4 separate regions of the Homo sapiens genome follow, and all the other regions are linked to region 3. A link is a contact called in ENCODE Hi-C or POLR2A ChIA-PET data. All regions are on one chromosome and are shown on one strand. The core of a region is the stretch at or near the end of the contact, and the rest is flanking DNA. Distances in the headings are between cores, read along the strand shown.

Region 1 (3,131 bases), core at 60-2,559, 2.6 Mb before region 3:
AGTTGACCACAAGCTGAGTAAGATTCAGCGTCAAAATAGAGCACAGCTCACTTCTGTGGACCACATTTTCCAAAGCAAAGATCAGGACACATATTTGACAAGGATGAATGTACTTATGGGGAAACAAGCCCGAGTGTTTGAAGCTGAGACTCTCCCCAGCAAACATGGGTCCTAAGCTTGTTGAGACCATGCTCTGTGACAGTCTAGAGTCTTCATCAGACAGCCATGTCCATCATCTGGGGAAAAGGGAAAAGGCTCAGAATAGGAAGAAAGATGAAAGATGGGGCCTCGGGGCAGAGATTGGTGAAGTAGAGGCAGTGTAGTGAGGCGGAAAGAGTTCAGGCTTTGTCACTTAGTGGCTGTGCAACATCAGGAAAGTTACTTAACCTCTCTGAGCTCCAGTTTCTGCGTCTTTAAAACTTGGGTAATAATCTTTGCCCTAAAGGTTGTTGTGAAGATTTAAGTGATTCACAAAATATATAAAGCACTAAGCACATAGTAGGTCCTCAAGAAATGCTTGGCTGTCCATTTGGAGAAGGGAGAAATAAGATGAGAAGATTTTATAAGGAGGCTACTAAGCAGTAATTTTCCCACACTCATGGAAACTGGAACAAAAAGAAAGACTATGGCTGGAGTAGAAAGGATTTGGGTGGGTTTGGGAAGAACCTGGTGACTGTCAGAAGTTGCAAACTGGTGGCTAACAGACTGAATCCAGCCCTTGGGCAGGTTTTGTTTGGCCTGAACAGTGTTTTCCATAAATTTGAATTAGTTGCCAACCTTTTAAAAAGTGGAAGATTTCACATAAAAATCCACATATTGGCTTCTTTTGCAAAAAAGCAGAGAATCTAGCAACTCTGGACCCTCATGGCTGCATGGCAATGATTGTGGGAAGGGAGTAAGGGCCGTTTGTTTTAGAGGGTTTTTCATGCCAGTGCTTTGCAAACCGTAATGTGTGTAATTGCGACATCCAGACGGAGCAAATCCTTAGAGACAGAAAGTACAGCAGCGGTTGCCCATGGCTGTGGGGAGGGAAATGGGGACTGACTGCTAAAGGGTCTGGGGTTTCTTTTTGGAGTGATGAAAATGGAACCAGATAGAGGTGGTGGTTACACAACATTCTGAATATACTAACAACTTCTTAATTGTACACATTAAAAGGGTGAATTTTATGGCATGTGAATGATACTTTAATAGGGCTGTTATTTTTAAAATGCAAATGCTGATTCAGTAGATCCCAGCTGGGGCTCAAGATTCTGCATTTCTGACAAGCTCCCAGTTGTGGTTCATGCTGCCGGGCTTGGGACCAGCTCTGAGCAGCGAGCTCTTGCACTGCTGGTTTTCAGAGTCAGCTGCACATTGGAACCACCTGGGGAGTTTAGAAAAACACTCCTGCCTAGGTCTCACCCCCTGGGATTCTGATAACATTGGTGTAAGGTGAGACCCGGGTGTCCGGATTTGTAAAAGCTCCCCAGGTGATTATAATTTGCAGCCAATTTTGAGAACCACCCTCTTGTACCCTGGCCACTTTCCCCTTTCCCCTTACCTGCCTAGGCAGGCTCTCAGGCATTTGACCCCTGCTCTCCTCTAAACCCCAAAGCTTGGCTTCCAAGGCTGTGCCAGGGCGGCCAGCCCTGCCTGCCTCTCCACCTCCTCCCTGCCCACCCCTCATCCCACTGTAGTTCTGGGATTCTGAGGCCAAACCTTCATTGCCTCCCCCACTTTTTCCCGCCTCCCTAGTTAGCGGAGCTTGTTTTGTTTTCTTGGGCAGCTTTGAGTGAGGACATGTGTCAGAGGCGTTTGGAAAATCTAAAGAACTCACGTCCTTCCCTGGTGCCTCTTGTCCCCACTCCAGTCACCCGGAACTCACCAGGAGCCCCAGGCAGGGCGAAGCGTCCCGGTCCCGCCCTCGTCTGGCGGCCGCATGGAGGCCCACATGCCTTACGCTCCCCAAGCCGGGGCCGCGTGGGGCGACATGTGCTGCCGGTCACAGGGGAGGGTGGCCAGAGGCAAGTGATGCTGATCAGCATGGGCTTGGAAGCCGCCTAAGAACCAACCACAGCGACTTTTCCAGTGGGATGAGGAGGACGGGGAGGAGAAAAAAGTGGGCGGGGGCGGGGGAGGAGATCTTACACCAAGGCTTACTGGGTAATTTATTATTGCGTGAGAGCGTCTTAGAGCAGCAGCCCTGATCAACGTCCAGACATAGCAAGTCATTCCAAGTGAAAAGAGGTTACAACCACAAAAAGACAGAACATTTCGTTCTGAGTGGGAGGGAGACAGCTGGGCAAGGCCAATGGAAAGGCCCCCCAGCCAGGCTTGCTTTTAAAGTACTGCTACCATTTCCCAGCTATTTTAAGCATAACATCGCCAATTTTTTTCCCCCACTGACTACCTGTTTTCTCTGTGAAGGCGGCTTGAATGCAGCTGTGTGTGTCCTCTTTTTCTCAGGTGCTTGCTTTTTTCCTAGAGATTGGAAAGGAGTTAATGAGATTCTACCTAGAAGGTACGGAAGAAGCTGGGAAATAAAGCTGACAAATCAAGGACTTGATTGCCAAGGCGATCCTAATTGATTTAGCACCAGGGACATTTTCACACTTGCTCTCCATAACTCATCTGAGGTGGAGGGGAAGTAAGTGCCTTTGGAGAGACCTGTGGGCACTTTGGAGAGCAAAAAACGCTGCCTCCGGTGGTGGGTCAACCTCAGGAATTCCCTCTCTTTTCAAGAATAGCTTTCCCGGCTGGGCATGCTGGCTCACGCCTGTAATCCCTACACTTTGGGAGGCCGAGGCGGGTAGATCACTTGAGGTCAGGAGTTCGAGACCAGCCTGGCCAACGTGCTTGAAACTCCGTCTCTACTAAAAATACAAAAAATTAGTGGGGCATAGTGGTGCATGCCTGTAATCCCAGCTACTCAGAAGGCTGAGGCAGGAGAATCACTTGAGCCCAGGAGGCAGAGATTGCAGTGAGCCAAGACCCTGCCACTGTACTCCAGCCTGAGCAACAGAGCCAGACTCCGTCTCAAAAAACAAAACAAAACAAAAAAGAAAAGATTAGCTTCCCCCTTGGGTTTTCAGTGGTTGGTGTGAACTGTGGCACGTGGATGCCTGCAAGAGAGCAATCGAAGGTGGCAG
Region 2 (3,163 bases), core at 384-2,883, 2.2 Mb before region 3:
TTGCAGTGACTGCTATACTTCTTAGCCCCACAGAATAGAAAATGGTATTTTAAACTCTATTACAAAAAAATTTCAAACACAAAAATAGAGGGAATAGAATAGAAACCCACAGGCCTACTGCTTAGATTTAACAACAAACATCTTGCCCTATTTGCTTTAACTAGTTTTTTCCTTGCTGAGCTTTCCAAAAACAAATCCTAAATATCATGACTTTTCACCCTTCTCTTTCAGTATGTAAAAAATAAAGGTATTTCTTATATAACTATGAGACCATTATTACACTTACTAAAATTAACACTAACTCCTTTAGAATGTCTAATATCCGGTCTGTATTCAGATTGCCCCCAACTGTCTCCCAAATGTCTTTTTGCAGTTGGTTTGTTTAAATCAGGAACCAGACGAGATCCATAAATTGCATTTCTTCATGTTTTTTACGTCTCTTGATGCTGAATAGTTCCTTTCCCTTTTTAAGCCACTGACTTGACTGAAGAATGGTTAAATTTCCAATGGAGTATTAAATCTTAATATAAAGTATTACATTTAAATTTAAATCCTTAAATATCACCAGACCATAATGAAGTAAACCAGGTAAAGATAAGGCCATTTTCAGGTTGAGTAATAAAGGAAAGTTCCAGAAAAGAGAAAACAGTCTCTTGATTTCTAATTCTCTCCCAAAAGACACAAAATGGAGATCTGTAAGTATGGGACAGTCTCACTAGTGCTTACGACACTGTCTGCGAAACACAAGGCCATCTATAAATATTTGTGGGCTTACTAAAGGCACCATGAATCCTAGAAACTGAGGATGAAAGCACGAGAGTCCTGTGAGCAGGAGGGCAGAAAGAAACACTTCTAAACTTCTGTCTACCTCTGCTTAGAATGTCCACTCATTCCCCCATGGAAATCCCACTCATGCTTCAAAGTCTAACTAACCTTCCCTTCTTTGCAAAAACTTTTCCAATTAACGACAGTCATATTCAGCATCAGATCCTCCTATTAACGTGTTCTGAAAGCACCATGTAAACTTCTCTGCCGAGTATTTACCACAATTTGTAATCGGACATGTTTTTGTGCTTATTTTATTGTCTGCATCTTCCACTCCACCGTATCCCCAGCTCCTAGCAAACTGCCTGGCACGGAAGGGGCGTTCAATTTCACATGCGTTACTGAATACAGTTACTAGTAAAGGTAAATAAATCCATATAAAAAGCCTTCCTTTTCACTGATTGGGAGTTTCTGAGAAATGCGGTAGACGTTCTAGAACTATCCAAAAATCAGGGAGCGGAGCTCCGGGCCAACGGGAAAATATCTGAGGTCTGTGGGGCTAGCTCCCGCAGGCCTATCGCGAGTCCCGAGGTGACCCAGGGGGACTGCTTGGGGCGGCGGGGGCGGGGTTCTGCTTCTCTCAGAAACGGGGCCTCCGCTAGGGCCGGGCCCCGAAAGCCACGTAGGGCTTCGCCGACGTCGCCGACTGCGGAGAGACCTAGCGTTGCTTTACCTGGTCAGTTCTAGTAGCCAGGGATTTATCGGCCAGAATACTCTCCTTCAACTCTTCCAGCTTCCCGCTGTAGGCCAGGTTGCAGACCATTAGGTTAGACACACACCCCTCCATTTCGCTGTCCCAGCAACTACTTGTCGCGCGAGCAACGCCCGCCTCACGTCGCCGGCTCCGGCTACGCCAGTCAAAACAGCCGTTAGAGCTTCACCAATCACCGGCCTTCCTCGTTCCCTTTTCTTTTCCCGTCGCGCGGCGCCTCTGGGAGTTGCAGTTTGAGAGCAGTTCCGGGCAGGGAGGCGCCTTTGCTGCCCTCACAGACTTGGCCCCTAGCAGTGCAGAACTACAAGTCCCAGGGATCCTAGCGACCGTCCGTCCGTAGTCAAGTTGCCGGTGGAATTGGCCCAGGATGACAGCTGGAGAATGGAGTCAGGTACGGGGAGCGGCTTTGAGTGGAACCGTGTGAAAGAGCCGGGGTGGGTAGTCGCTGGCGGGTCGTTGAGTCGGCCATATGAAACAGGTTCGGGGGCAGGGCAAGAGTTATGAGAGCCTAAAGGTCCTGTCCCCCGGGGTTCCTGACCTGCAGTGGCAGGCGGAAGGGACAAGGGTTGGAGCTGAGTACTACCTACTGAGCTCGAACCGGTGACTGTGGCTACCCTCCCCCTCCCTGCCACCGCCTAGGGAGTGGAAAGAAGTGGGGGTTAATTACTCTGACATCTCGGCGGTGTGGCATCAGGACAGGGTTCTACCACAGCAGTGATAGCATATGGCACCGTACTGAGGTGATGTGCCAGGGTGATGCCAAAGGCAGGGTGTGATGCCGTGGGAGCCACCTGATATCTAAGAGACCTCGGTGAGTCCATAGCCTGGTGACATCACAGCTTGATGAGGGTCATCTTAAGGATACCGGGCTGTGGTGTTGGCATTTTAATATCACGATATTAACTATGTTGTCAAGGCTTTGCTACAACTATTAAGCTAATAGTGTTTCTTTTTATAGAAATCCCAAATAGTGCCATAGCAGAAGCAATGCAAGACTGATCCTTTATAGGGCATATCCAGAGGACATTATGCCACAACTAGGTAACGATAAGAATACATTCAAGAAAGAGACTCATGATGTTTATGTTTATCCTGTTATAGTGTAGAACAGGAGTTGGGAAACTTTCTGTAAAGAGCCAGATAGTAAATATTTTAGGCTTTGTAGGCCAAAAGGCAAAATCAAGAATATTTTGTTGGTACTTTTATGACAAAAGAGAAAACAAATTTCAACAAATTTTTATTGATGAAATTCAAAATATAATAGTAATTGAGTACTTTTTTTGTAATACAGGAAGACTACCAATGAGAAGAATAGAATTCTTTTTAGGGGATAATATTTTGCTTAATTGGGGCTCAGAATTAGTGTTCCCTATTGTCAAAATTGATTTTAAGTGTTCATCTGTTAATGCTGATCTGTTAGGAAATTTTTACCTATTTAATCTTTGAAAATGTCATTTTACATAGATAGGTACTGCCAAATACTGATATCAATTCATAAACATATACTTTTTTATTTTTATTTTTATTTAATTTTTCAAAAATTTCAGAATAGTTGTAGATTTATAGAAAAGTTGCAAGGTTAGTAGAGTTCCTGTATAACACTCACTCAAAATGAGGCACATTTTA
Region 3 (3,298 bases), core at 148-2,647:
ACTTGAAGGGTAAAATAATTTAAGATACAAAACCAAAGGAAACCATAACAATTCCTACACATTTACTATTTAACTGTTCTCAAATCATCAAGTATAACATGGATTTCTTAAAAAGTGAAATCGACACAAAAGCGAATGCACGCTTAATGTACAAACTGACCGTGGCTCTGTGGGGACAGTTCTCTTTGAATGAGCTATTATCCAGACGGTGGAATGGAAAAAAAAAAAAAAAAGGTCGCACTCTTCAAATGTGAGGAAGCCGGCAGTGCGCTCGCTACACGAGAAACACATTTTAATGGGTGTATTTGGATAAAAATAAGTAGTAAGGGAAAAATGTGTTTTAAGAAACCTCCCCCCTTCCCAGGGCACAAGAAAACCCAGAGGAGAAGATGGGTAACCTCACAAGCTCCAGAGCTAAGTTCCATCACTAACAGAAGTTGGATAGTTGCTATTTTTCATCCTGCAATGGGATAGTAGTTCTCCATGTGCAAGATACGCGGGGCGGGAATACTGGCGGGGCTTTCACTTGGGGTAATGGAAACCAAAGTGAGGAGAGGTCAACACCTTGAGTAACCCAGATCTCCAAAACCGGGGCAGGGTGAGGGGTGGTGGGGGTGGTGAAGGAGACAAGTAAAGGAGTCAAAACTCCTCGAAGTCATCGCAAAGAGAAAGCTAACACCTCTAGGAGCCACGGGGCCATTCCTTGCAGCAGCACCCTGCTCCAAGTGTGGGGTGCCTGCCTCGGAGGGCAAAAAGCGCAGGGTGCCCTTAGTTCAGTTGAGTAGCTCCGGGGACCCGGGCAGCGAGAGGGCAGGGGCATCCGCCGGCCGGGAGGCGGACTCGCACTTTGCCTCAACTCTGAGCCCCATCCCGAGCGCAAGGGAGAGGGCGGCGGAGGGCACGGTACTCACTAGGGCTCGTTGGTGAATCGGGGGGTCCGGGGCTGCTGGTATCCATACAGGTGACAGTAGAGCACATCGAAGCAAAAGCAGCACATCTCTGCTGACACCACCATCTTCCGGGAGCCCGGCGATGAGGACGAGGCGGCGGACGATGAGGAGGGTGAGGAAGAGGTGGCGGCGGCCGGGGTAGAAAGTAGGGTCCCCACTCCGCAGCTCGGAGGTGGCGACAGGGCGATCCCCCCGCCGCCGCCGCCGCAGCCCTGGGGGGGAGAGAGGGTACAGCCGCTGCCGCTACCTCCTCCGGTTAGACCTCCCAGCCCGTTGAGCCGCGTACCGGCGCCTCCTAGTCCCAGCTCCCCAGCTCGGCACTGGCTCTCTCCGCTGCAGTGGGAGGAGGAGGAGGCGCCACCACCGCCACCCGAGCCAGAGGGGGGCGAACTGGACAGTTTCTGCTTCTTCACCCCGCAGCAACCCGCCGCCATCTTGGAACAGTCTCCCCCACGCAGCGTTTCCGACCCATAAGTGAGGCGAGCTGGCGGCGGGGGCGAGCACGCTGCGGCTCAGGCCGCCGGGGGCGCGCCAGAGGCTGGCGGGGCGCGCGCGCGCCGCTCCCGGCCCCGTCTGCCTAGCCACGCGGCTGCCCCGCGCGCGCCCCCGCCTCGGTGCGCGCTCCTCGCTTTCGCGGCTGGGCGCCTCGCGCCTGTCCCGCCCGACTCGTGCCTCTTCTGAGCCGCAGCCCCAGCCCCAGCCCCAATCTCAATCTCTCCGGCCGGCAGAGGTTGGAAGACAGGAAGCCGATTAGAAAGGAAGGTGAAGGAAACAAGAGTCAGACAGCGGAAAGTGGGAGCAAAGGGAGAAGGTGGGCACGCCCGGGAAGGAAGGAGGGAAAGGGAAACTAGTGGGGGTAGGGGGGAAGAAAGGAGAAAGTCCGAAGTAAGCATCCAGGTCCCAAAGCACAGCTCAGTAACCCCCCGCCGCAAGCAGTATTAATGACACTTAAGCCCAGTTACGTGGAACCTGAGCCACCCGGCCTCAAATACACGGGTTTCTGAACTGTTGGAGTGTGAGCGAGCAGGTGCCCAGAGCTCCATACCTGAGACCGCCCCTGTAAAGTGTGTACAAAGCAATCCAGGAAATGGCCACGCTGCTGTCTTTTTAATTCCAGCCTAAGCACACACCAGGGTACTCTTTCCTTTCCTTATGGAGAAATATTCAAGTCCGACTGAATCTATGTATCTTGTACTTGTTCCCCCAACTTACCCTCCTTGCCCCGTTTAAACATTTAAAAGCCAAAAATAAAGTCCTAACTAATACTTCACTGGTTCAAAGATACTAATTGTGCTTTGGGACTTGCAGTGGTGGACTTTTCTGGTTTTGGTTTTTATTTCTTGGCTTGGGTACAAAGCAATTAGGAATATTATCTGTAGTGCTCAGATCTTAGAGATAAATAGGGAAGGTAATGTACTTAGTCACAAATTGAAAGATTTTGTTCAAGTATATAATTAGCTCTTAATATTCATTTTTAAAATTTCTCAATTAAATGCTTGGATGGATGAGGAGACATATGAGTCAGTCCCTTTCTGGGTGCCTAAGTGCAGCTTAATAATAAAAATAATGACAATAATCAAATGTTAAAATTCGTAGAAATGAACGTGATAGAAATAGAAAGCGTAAGTTATTTGCATTGTATCTACACCATGCTAAAACATCTAGATAAAGTCAGGTATCTGCATATTTAAAAACTGCAGATTGATTTTTGTCACCTTTTTTCTACATGCGTGGGATCTTGCAGATAGCTGGGGGCTGTTCATTCCACTCAGGGAATAAAAACAAAACAATTTATTCATTCAGTAATATTGAGCCTCTGCACCATACTATGTGCACAACACTATACTTCTGTTGAAATCCAGGGCGTACTCAGGAAGTATGCCTCCCGCTCTAAAAGAGTTTATGAATTAAGTCAGATACATGCACATAATCAGATAAATAGCTATTATAGTATGTATTGAACACTTTTTAGGTCTCCAATACCATACCTCGTCCTACCCCATAATCCTTCAGAATAAGATACTATCTCGTTTTATCTTCACAACAATGCTCTGAGGTTACTCATTAACAGATGAGGCTATTAAACCTCAGAAGTAATTTGCCCAACATCACACACCTAGAAAGTAACAGAGCTAGGATTGGAATGCTGGCATGTCTGATTCCAAAAACCATGCCATTATACTACATTGCCTCTCACTAACAATATATGATAACAAGGCTAAGGATGGACAAAAGATAGTGACATTACACTCCAGCAGGTGGAACCGAGGTTAAACAGAAATAAGAACTTAGTTTTTATGGAAAGATTGAGAGACACTGAAATATGTTACCAAGGAAAGATGAAAAAT
Region 4 (3,211 bases), core at 188-2,687, 2.4 Mb after region 3:
TGCCCATTAGTCTCTCCACTCCATTGTATAAGCTGGGAATAAAATGTCACCACAGCTGACCACTTCTATTGAGTGAATCTGGCCCATATGGGAAGAAGATGGGCTGATTGCTTTTCCAATCACTTCAGAGAAGTTGAGAGGCAGCATGGTATATCAAGAATGTTTGTCTCAACAGAATCACTTTCAATGCTTGTTCAGAATCACTTTCAATGCTTGTTCAAAATGCAGACTATGTCACCCCCTCCTTGATTCACTGAATTCGAATTTATGGGAATTCATATTGTTAAAAATCCTCAATTTATTCTAATGGGAACTAATGATTGAGGAATACTGTTTTAGTGGAAAAGTCACAATTTTGGAATCAGATCAGAGACAGAGTCCTGAGGTCTGCCCCTTACAGGCTATATGCACATAAAAAGATCACTTAAAACCTCTGAGTTTTGGTTTCATTTATAAAATGGAAATGATTAAGCATAAAATTCAAGTGAAACATCTGCACTATACCTAACACCAGAGTAGGTATCAATTCTCTCCCTTTCTACCAGAAAAGACCCTATTCTCTCATAAGTAATGGAAAAGACTTGAAACCACCTAAGATTTAGAACATCTCTCCTTTCCCCTTTCTCTCCCCACAACCACTCCATGGGTGATTTTTCCTCACCCCTAGGCTTCATTCTATTTTCAGTTCCCCACCACAAAATGAAACCACTTGGCCAAGTGTTCTTTGCAAGAATGGATTTATAGTTTAAGTATTTCAGGTTCTTCTGGAAATTGTCATGCCTTGGCACATAGTAGGAACTCATAAATATTTACCAAATGGATGCATTCTTTTATTTCCAGCCTGAGAGGCCTCAATATTTGCATTTCAGTTTAACTTCATTACCCCATTTCCGTCGCATAACCCCTTAGATTTAGGCAAATCCAGGAGATCAACCTACCACATTAGCAAACCGGATCCATTTTTACTTGTATAGACAGGTCATAACAAAATCACTCTCTCCACTCCCAGAAACAGGCACTTCATCTCCTCAGGTTACCAACTCCCCTGGGGAAACCAACTAGCACTTAACCCTTAGGTCCTCAAATCTTGTCAATATGAAATAGGAATCCAGCCCTGATTCATCTTAGCCTCTGTGCAAACAACGGACTATGAAGAAATAAAAAAGCACCAGGCTGCCCTCGGGTAGAAAACGGCTTCTCTGAGCTTTGAGATGAAAGGACAGGAAACCTGAGAAAGGAAGGGGAGAAGGGGGGGCTGAGCAAGGGGAGAGCAAAGCAGTTTCTTATCCAGCTGTTTGAATTGCATTTGGCCCAAGTTGCATATTTACCTTCTGACCACGAAGGCTGACTGACTTGTTCCCTCTCTTCAGGCTCAGATCTCAGAAACAACTTCTCCTTACAGCTTGTTAGACAAGGATGGGAATACTAGCTGCCCTTTGCAGTGATGCCTGAAAACCTTGCTTTACCTTTGGGAGAAAGGGGCGGAGTCCAACCTAATGGGGATTAACTCCAAACACGCTGGAGGCTTCAAACCCAGCCTCAGACATACAGGCACTTGAAATAGAAAGTAGCTTAGTGGGCACAGAGTCCCCAAACCTCCAACCTCACAGCGGACAAAGCAGCTCTGTGTGTGTGTGTGTGTGTGTGCGCGCGCGCGCGCGCGCGCGCGTGTGTGTGTATGTGTGTCCGCGCGAGCGCGCGCGCATGCGCGCAGGCATGCCCGCGCTTGAACTGCGTTATCTTACTTCCTCACTTGCTGCCCAAAAGCCTGCTGAGGAACAGAGATTTTCTCTAATTTTCCTCCAATGCCCTAGATAATCTCTACCATGGTAGGTAGCAGACCCATGTGGCTAGAAGTGACTGAGAGAACACATGCCTAAATAGAATAAGACAGAACAACCTCTTCTCCCCAAACTGATTTCCATTGCCTGATGGGGAAGATGCTCCAGCAGAGCAATCTTTGGCTCCAAGATGTAATGAGCTTACATTTCAGAATTTGTGGAAATCATACATTGAAAGGAATAACTAATATATTTTTATAGTAATAATACAATCAAAAGTCAGTGTTTAATTTATCCCAGTGCACTAATAACTGCTACTCTGCTTGGGAAAAGAGCTGAGTGGTCTGGAGATGAATGGAGCTTTGCCTGATGTTCTACTCCAACCCGATGTCATATTTCCCACCTGTGAATGTCCCTGACACTTCATATTTGGGGAAACTTATTATCTTCTACCTAGTATCATTATTATTATTATTATTTTCGTACATGTCTCTTTTCCCCTCCTAGATGGCCTGTGAATGGGGAACTTTGCTGAACAAATCCAAATGATTTAGAAGGAAGAATGGTTACATTAACAGAGCACACTGGACTGATCCAAAGTATCCATGCTTCTCTGATGGCCCAGTTCCCTCACCAGAATGCTACAAAGGTGATTAGGCCTATTTTCTAGCATGTTGTGGCAATAATTCAAAATATGACCGTAAATTAACATATTAATTGTACCGTGATTATTTAATGAACTTACAAAGTTTCTCCTGCCTTCTGTGTATACCACCTGTGTCCTGCCTTTTATCAGTGATATGATCCTATATTCATGCATGTATTTGTCTATCTAGCAACTTTCCATCAGCAATTTTTACCGTTTTGTTCTACAACACAGTGATAAATCCATTCCCATCTGTAATCATGGCTTACTGAGGCCATCATGTTTCTGGGGGAAGCACAGATGACTCCTTAGGTGGAATGTTAGACTTTTGGCAGTGTAAGCCCCCCAACTAAGTTTTATAACCTCCCAGCTGTCATTCCCTTAAGAACCATTGCTTCAGACATAGGATTATGTAAAAAGAAATGTTAGGCCCTCCTTCATTAAATATAGGTTAATATTAACTGACACGTAGTAACTGTGTGAGATACGGCTGAAAATGTTGACATATAAAAAATAGATGATCCCCACTCTATGCACAGCAGTAAATATTGCCCTTTGCTTAGTGACTACACCTGTCATTTGGGGAACCTATCATTATTTGAAACTCTAAGAAGAATACCATTTTACTTTCCTCTTTTATCCTCTTTTCTCTATAGACACTTAAGTGTATAATAAATAATAATCTAATTTATTGGACAAAATTTTATTTCCTGTTCTTAACAGTTGAACGCTCTCTCAGAAAAAAATTGCTTGCATCTTGTGGCTCTTGATATGTTTTCAATTA

What was found. A loop is a pair of places that touch in the nucleus more often than their neighbours do. ChIA-PET counts read pairs that join two places held with the same protein, here RNA polymerase II (POLR2A). Pooled maps may share reads with other maps.
Region 1: a loop to region 3 is called in a map with no recorded cell type, with 13 times the contacts of the local background. The contact joins the enhancer-like site here to the promoter of AMMECR1 in region 3. A Hi-C loop is called at or near these places in 3 of 37 single-sample maps with no recorded cell type and 1 of 50 pooled maps. POLR2A ChIA-PET finds 5 or more read pairs at or near these places in 1 of 52 experiments (PC-9).
Region 2: a loop to region 3 is called in a map of B cell, with 17 times the contacts of the local background. The contact joins the promoter of PSMD10 here to the promoter of AMMECR1 in region 3. A Hi-C loop is called at or near these places in 1 of 168 maps with a recorded cell type or tissue (B cell), 1 of 37 single-sample maps with no recorded cell type and 9 of 50 pooled maps.
Region 4: a loop to region 3 is called in a map of CD8-positive, alpha-beta T cell, with 10 times the contacts of the local background. The contact joins the promoter of LHFPL1 here to the promoter of AMMECR1 in region 3. A Hi-C loop is called at or near these places in 3 of 168 maps with a recorded cell type or tissue (CD8-positive, alpha-beta T cell and naive thymus-derived CD4-positive, alpha-beta T cell) and 7 of 50 pooled maps.

The regions. Positions count from the first base shown.
Region 1 is chrX:107,674,967-107,678,097 of GRCh38, forward strand. No RefSeq gene overlaps it. Among named protein-coding and RNA genes, the nearest start is that of PRPS1, 48 kb to the left of the region's middle. RefSeq lists silencers at 1,389-1,448, 2,279-2,398. Within about 2 kb of position 1,310, at least 39 of the 41 ENCODE cell types and tissues checked have a DNase peak (open chromatin) inside an H3K27ac peak, as active enhancers do; they include PC-9, where a contact is called at or near this core.
Region 2 is chrX:108,089,909-108,093,071 of GRCh38, forward strand. It overlaps PSMD10 (proteasome 26S subunit, non-ATPase 10), which reads right to left and starts at 1,634. Exons shown (of 5, transcript NM_002814.4): 1 at 1,499-1,634. The coding sequence starts at 1,612. It overlaps ATG4A (autophagy related 4A cysteine peptidase), which reads left to right and starts at 1,870. Exons shown (of 13, transcript NM_052936.5): 1 at 1,870-1,928. The coding sequence starts at 1,919. RefSeq lists enhancers at 1,383-1,782, 1,833-2,072.
Region 3 is chrX:110,316,688-110,319,985 of GRCh38, forward strand. It overlaps AMMECR1 (AMMECR nuclear protein 1), which reads right to left and starts at 1,398. Exons shown (of 6, transcript NM_015365.3): 1 at 912-1,398. The coding sequence starts at 1,384. It overlaps LOC105373312 (a long non-coding RNA gene), which reads left to right and starts at 1,565. Exons shown (of 4, transcript XR_938504.3): 1 at 1,565-1,761. RefSeq lists silencers at 911-1,066, 1,111-1,170, 1,364-1,698, 1,431-1,580 and an enhancer at 1,261-1,390.
Region 4 is chrX:112,678,501-112,681,711 of GRCh38, forward strand. It overlaps LHFPL1 (LHFPL tetraspan subfamily member 1), which reads right to left and starts at 1,438. Exons shown (of 4, transcript NM_178175.4): 1 at 1,329-1,438.